Linked DNA regions of Mus musculus: region 1 is linked to region 2. A link is a contact called in ENCODE Hi-C or POLR2A ChIA-PET data. All regions are on one chromosome and are shown on one strand. Each heading gives the region's core, a stretch centred on a gene start or an enhancer-like site at or near the end of the contact. The rest is flanking DNA. Distances are from core to core; before and after follow the strand shown. Region 1 has its middle 49 kb from the start of Gm28643. Region 2 holds the start of Zeb2 (zinc finger E-box binding homeobox 2).

What was found. A loop is a pair of places that touch in the nucleus more often than their neighbours do. ChIA-PET counts read pairs that join two places held with the same protein, here RNA polymerase II (POLR2A).
Region 1: a loop to region 2 is called in a map of left cerebral cortex, with 2.2 times the contacts of the local background. The contact joins the enhancer-like site here to the promoter of Zeb2 in region 2. A Hi-C loop is called at or near these places in 3 of 37 maps with a recorded cell type or tissue (heart and left cerebral cortex). POLR2A ChIA-PET finds 5 or more read pairs at or near these places in 1 of 5 experiments (embryonic stem cell).

Annotation. Positions count from the first base shown.
Region 1 is chr2:45,179,989-45,183,060 of GRCm38, reverse strand. No RefSeq gene overlaps it. Among named protein-coding and RNA genes, the nearest start is that of Gm28643, 49 kb to the right of the region's middle. Within about 2 kb of position 1,301, at least 1 of the 3 ENCODE cell types and tissues checked has a DNase peak (open chromatin) inside an H3K27ac peak, as active enhancers do.
Region 2 is chr2:45,111,996-45,114,857 of GRCm38, reverse strand. Zeb2 (zinc finger E-box binding homeobox 2) reads left to right here and starts at 1,579. Exons shown (of 10, transcript NM_015753.4): 1 at 1,579-2,035. It overlaps Zeb2os (zinc finger E-box binding homeobox 2, opposite strand), which reads right to left. Exons shown (of 3, transcript NR_110572.1): 2 at 1,865-2,015; 3 at 771-1,759.

The DNA.
Region 1 (3,072 bases), core at 52-2,551, 68 kb before region 2:
AAAGCTGTTCCAGCAACCCACAAGGACTTGGCATGAATTTCTCAGTGTGTCACCATGGCTAGAGCTAAGCAAGAGCCAAAAATGAATTAGGTAAAGACAGGAGGCTCCAGGCACAAATTCAGCAGGTAAATTTATTTGCAAATTACTCTTTTTTTTTAAGATTTCTCATAGGAGATTCTATTTAGACATTGGGAACAAAAATTTTTGGTTCTTAAAGCAATATCTGGTTTCAATAGTTGGTCCAAGGCCAATTAGGCAAAAAATATCTAATAAGAGAACCCTTTTTAAGTTTTTGTGCATTTATGATGGGTTTACTGGTTTCAATGATGGCAATGTTATTGTTAAGACTGAGCTGGGTTAAGACATTTTATTTTCCTGGAGACTTCTCTACCATTAAATTGACTCACCCTACCCCTTATGCCCGAATACACAAGTGTCCTTCTTGCCCACTGAATTAATTTGAGTGAAAGCCTTCTGCAAAAGCCATCTTTTGGGATCTAGAACCTCCTCTGTGAGCACTTGTTAACACAAGACATTATACTGATGTGTAAGTTCATCAGAAATTTGACACTAGATCATAGCTTTACTATTTTGGGAGACTGACAAAGTACTAATGGACTTCTAATGGCTAAAGCAGTTCTGTAGTTTCCTGCAGTACCTCAAATACCTCACATACATACCTCAAAAATCACACACAAAAAAATTTTTCTGAAGAAAATGAGGTATATAGTGTATTCTAATATGGAATATAAAAATCTGCCATTAGAGATAGGAAGTGTGTCACAGTGGGACTTGGAACTTTGTGAGAAAATAGGCAAGAGCAGCCATTGAATCTCCTCAAAGCTTAAAACCCAGTCTGTACTCCAAAAGTTAAAAGAAGAAGAAAAGAAAGAAATTCTATTCTTGTTCTTGGGAAGTTCAATTGTATCGCATACCTTATGACACACTCAAAAAGGAACTAAGACAAAACCCATTCCAGGACATTTCCTCTCAAAGAATGCAAATAAGGTGTGTCACATATTTTCATGAATAAAATAAACTCGATAATATCTAATAGCACATTACACTATTCAATGTGCCTAAATTACAGTTGTACTCAGAAATGAGAAAATCCCTGGAATGGCACCAGGATTGCTTTTTAATTGTCCATTAGAAAAGGCAAGAAATAAAATCCCCTGCAACGATTTCCTTTTGAGATCATTCACCTTATTTTTAAAACGGGGAGTCAAACAACACACTGTGAGGCTGAGGAACACAAGCAGGCAGCTGTCTGCTCTCCTCGGCTCAGACACAGCAGCTACAGCAAACCCACAGTGCCAGCTTGAGACAGGCTGGGCAACTAGCACCGCACACAACAAAATCTTTACTTTCCCATATCGAAGGAGCCCACAGAGAACATGTCTCTTTCCACCTTTTCTTCTGGATCGAGGCCTTCCTATTTAGGGATGTTCCTCGATTGTGTGACATGTTCCCAAGCCCCTGAAAAACAATGACAATTTTATTTTCACATTAAAATTCCTCTCCCGGGGCCATATTCCATGAATGAATGGCTTGTAAGACACACCGCTAATAATAAAATCCACCAACTGTGCCAACACAAGTGCAGGCAAAGCACGGGAAAGCCGAGGCTGGCCAGAGAGTTTCTCTCGTACCTACGGTGGCTGATGCCTTCCAAGAAAGCTGTGGAGTCGCCTGCTTATTTATGTGCATACACGCCAGGAAGGTATTACTTTTTAAAAAGTGAAAATAAATAGCTCCTGCAACCCCTTCCTTGTCTTGAAGCTACTATTTCTATTAGAAAATAAACTTGTAAACTCCATCTGTTAGGATGCTGGAAAATCAGACCATCCCCGCAGAGCATACCAATGTGCGTTGAAGGATCAATCTTTACACCAACAAAGGAAGAAACTGGAACTGAGAAGGTAATTCCCATTCAAACGCAATGCCACAGTGAAATGCTGCAGAAAAATCAGATTCATCAAGAGTGATTGCACATGTCACAAACTCAACTCATCTGACCTCCCCAGCACTTGTGCCCTGTGTTGCTGTCACTAAATTGTCTGGATTCTAGAGTGGATGCTGCCTGTAGCTCTGTCACCCAGTGGATCAGCCAAGACCTTGTTGCTTTGTTTTGTTTTGTTGTTTGTTGTTTGTTTTGTATTTTCACTTTTAAATCTCAGGCGAGTCTTTCCTCTGCCAAAAACCACAAGCCTGCGACCAACAAGAGGCTTTTAGTTCATCTACTCACCAGTTTAATAAGAAAGCAGTTTAGCTAACTGAGAAAGAGCTACGTAATTTATCTTATTCCCTCTACCATTTGTTTGACAATATACAAGCTTCTCCCACTCACTCTTCTTTACATCCTTCTTCATTTAGCAAATACTTATTGAGCACCTACTGTGTTCAAAGCACTTGGTTGGTACAGAGTTTGCAGCACCAGATAAGACAAAGGAAGAAGTCTCCTCCTCTAGCCTGAATTCTCATGGTGATGTGGAGACAGAAATAAAACAAACAGATGCTTCACATTCTAAACTTCAAAAGCATTATTGAAGAAGATGCAACTTGGGAAAAAGAAATAAAGATGGATTTGGGGAAATTTTACTTTGTCTGAAGACAATGTCCTGTTTCTTAAGAAATAACAGAAGGAGGTTGGGGCTAACAAGATGGCTCCGCTGGTAAAGGCACTTTTCTGCCAAGACTGAAAACTGAGTTCAATCCCTGAGACCTAGACTTACGTGTAGTAGAAGAGAATAAATTTGTGCAAGCTGTCCTCTGACTTCCACACATGTGTGGCATGCACATGTGCATGGACACACTTGCACACACATATGAGAAAATGAAGTAGTCATGACACGTCACCTCTGTTTAGTTACCCCACAAAGAAGTGGGCATTTCAGCTCTTTATTTAGAGAGGCACCCAGGAAAAGAAAAGAGCAGGAGTAAGAAGACAAAAGAAGTTCAGGAACAGCCTGGTCTACTGAGTGAGTTCCAGGACAGCCAGCGCCACACAGTGAAACTTGGAGGAGGAGGAAGAGGAGGAGGAGGAGGAGGAGGAAGAGAGGAAAGGGGAGA
Region 2 (2,862 bases), core at 330-2,829:
CCCCCCACCACCACCACTGAAAAATAAACATGCAAAATACAAAGCCCTGTAGCTCTGGGAGTGTGGCTGTGGCAGCAGCCCCTGTGGTGGCTTTCCCCTCCTTTGAGTGCAATCGCCAGTGACTCTTGCATTCAAAGTCTTGCTGTAGGCACACATTCAAAGCACAGTTCAAAGCAGTTTATCTTAATATGAGTAAAAGTCTAGTGTTGGATCAGGGTATTATTTGTTTCAGGTCTCTTCAGACTGAAAACAGGGGACTATGACATATTTGACAGTATTAAAGCAGAAAAACTGATAAGAGGCAGCTGTTTGGCCCTCTTCAAACCTCCACCTTTTCCTTTATACTGGAGTCTATAGGCTGTGAGACTGGGCATCTCTCTGTGCTCTCGGGTTCTTAAATACTTTCACTATTTAAAATAATGGGGGGGGGTCTCCTAGTATTTTAAGAAATTAAGCCTTAACTGTTGAGGCAAAACAGTTTCTTCCTTTTCCTATAAATACAGAGCATCCTCAAATTTGGCTGTCTTTATTTACTTCTATATTAGTTCCAATTATGTGCAGTGTAAACCAGCTTTTTGATTAACAAAACAGCAGAGCATTGGTTAAGAACACTTAAACTTCAAAAAAAAATCCCCTGGGAAGTGGGCTCTGAATTGGTTAATAATGTGCAGTACTTGCTAAATTGCTGACTTCCAGATGTGGAAAATATCTTTCTTGTTTAGGACCTATGTAACCTGATTGGATTACGACAGAAGCGTCACGTTGGAAGCTTTTTGAGTGATTATTTAATTAACCATACAGTAGAAAGCTGTATTCTCCAGGAAATCCCTTCCATATTTGCATAACCAATCCCTTCAGAGCAAAGGTGGAGTCTTTTCTTTTTAATTTTAGTTTAATTGCAATATCAAAAATATGCACTTCAAAACTTAGACCCCACACAGTTTAGTGTCACCCTCTTCTTTCTTTCGTCCTAAGTTCCTCTGACCTTTCTCCTTCTTCCTCCTGCCCCTGTCCCCTCACTTTGTAATGTGGTCTGCATGAGGTGTAGAGGGGTCCAGAGATTGGCCAGCATAGTACAGCTCTATGTTAACCTAGAGACCCTTTATTAAAATGCCAAACTTTTAATATAGGGATCCAATCCAGAAAATCTCCCCCCCACACACACACACACATACACACATACACTGCACACTGAGATCCTAAGATGCAGTGTACAAGTAGCATTTCCCTCCCCTAGCTCTGGCATCTTTAAAAAAAAAAATGTAATAAGAGAAAGGGCAAGAATTTAGTTCCAAAAACGGTGCTTGAGGTATCCATACAACTTGACGTGCACCTCAAACCTAGTCACCAGAGATATCTGTATAAGACAAGAGATCTGCATGGAAGACCCGAGAGCTTTCCCTTTAACTTTCGCCCCTTGGAGTTCTCCAGTTCTGTGAATGGTGTGCACCGTTTTCCGCCCAGTACTCTGCAGGATTTAGTGATGAGGATAATGATGCCAAAGGCTTGCTTGACGGGGGGGGGGGGGGGGGGGGGGGGCGTGGAGAAGGGAGGGAGGGAGAGAGGAAGGGAGGGAGGTGGAATTTCATTTCTTCCACTAAAGCGTTTGCGGAGACTTCAAGGTATAATCTATCCCAGATCCTTTCCCAGAGAGAAACTTGGCGATCACGTTTTCACATGATGCTCACGCTCAGGGCGCTTCAATTATCCCTCCCCACAAAGATAGGTGGCGCGTGTTTCAGGGTCTCTCTTCTCTCCCCTACAGAAAAGAAAAAGAAAAAAATGTCATTAGAAGAGGCGTAACACGTCAGTCCGTCCCCAGGTTTGTGTTTCCTGGAGTGGCCGAAAAGAGATCAGTTCTAACCTGCTCGGCAGGAATAACGGTCCTGCCTCCAGACACTCTTGGCGAGGTTTTGTTCAGTTTGCTCCGGGAGCTGTTTCTTCGCCTCCACCTTTTTCTCCCCCACACTTCGCGGCTTCTTCATGCTTTTTCTTCTCACCATTTCTGGCCAAAACTACAAACAAGACTTCACAGGTAGGTTTCCCACCCCCCCCTTCTTTTCCTCCTCTTTTTATCCTTTTTTGGTGCTCTTGCCCCCCACCCTCCCTCTCTAATTTTCTCATTTTGAGTGGGAATGTTAGTCTGAAGTGAGCCGGGTGTCTCTGGACAGGAATTTCAGGTGGTTTTAGCTCTTTGGTGGCAGGCTTTCTTTTCCCAAGAGTGGCTTCTTTGCTTTCTCATGCCTTCCCTTACTCTCTCTTTCCTTTCCTCTCCCTTTTTCCCCTTCCCCCAGTAATTCGCCCTGTACCTGTCCATTCAGGTAACCAAAGGTGTTTTTTGCTACATAGTCTAGGAAAAGTTTTGTTGAGAACTGAATGGCTGGGGTAAAAAACTCATCAAGTGGAGAGTTTCTACTGCTTTGTTCTCACACCGACTTTCAATTCATTATATCAAGCAATTAAAACTTGGCAAATACCTGTTAATAATTATAAAACTTATTCGAGAAAGACCTACCAAATTCGGGAGCAAGTCCTTCTCTTAGATCTGGCAGACTAGTCTAACCTTTCCCACCGGAGAAGGCTGTTTTCTAAGCAGAAACTTGACTGTTTTTGTCTGCCTAGCGAGTTTCATTTCTTTATTTCATTCTTTGTGTGTGTGTGTGTGTGTGTGTGTGTGTGAAGTAACACCTCACTTCTGTGATTATAAATAAAGAAGTGAAAGTTCTCTTGGAACTTGAGTCGTTTACCAAAGTGTATGGGAGAGGGGGGGTCGCAACAGCTGGGAAGAAAACTGCTGTCAGGATAATAGGGTTAAAATTAGGGTAACTTTTGATATTTTATTTTAAATGACCAAGTAATATA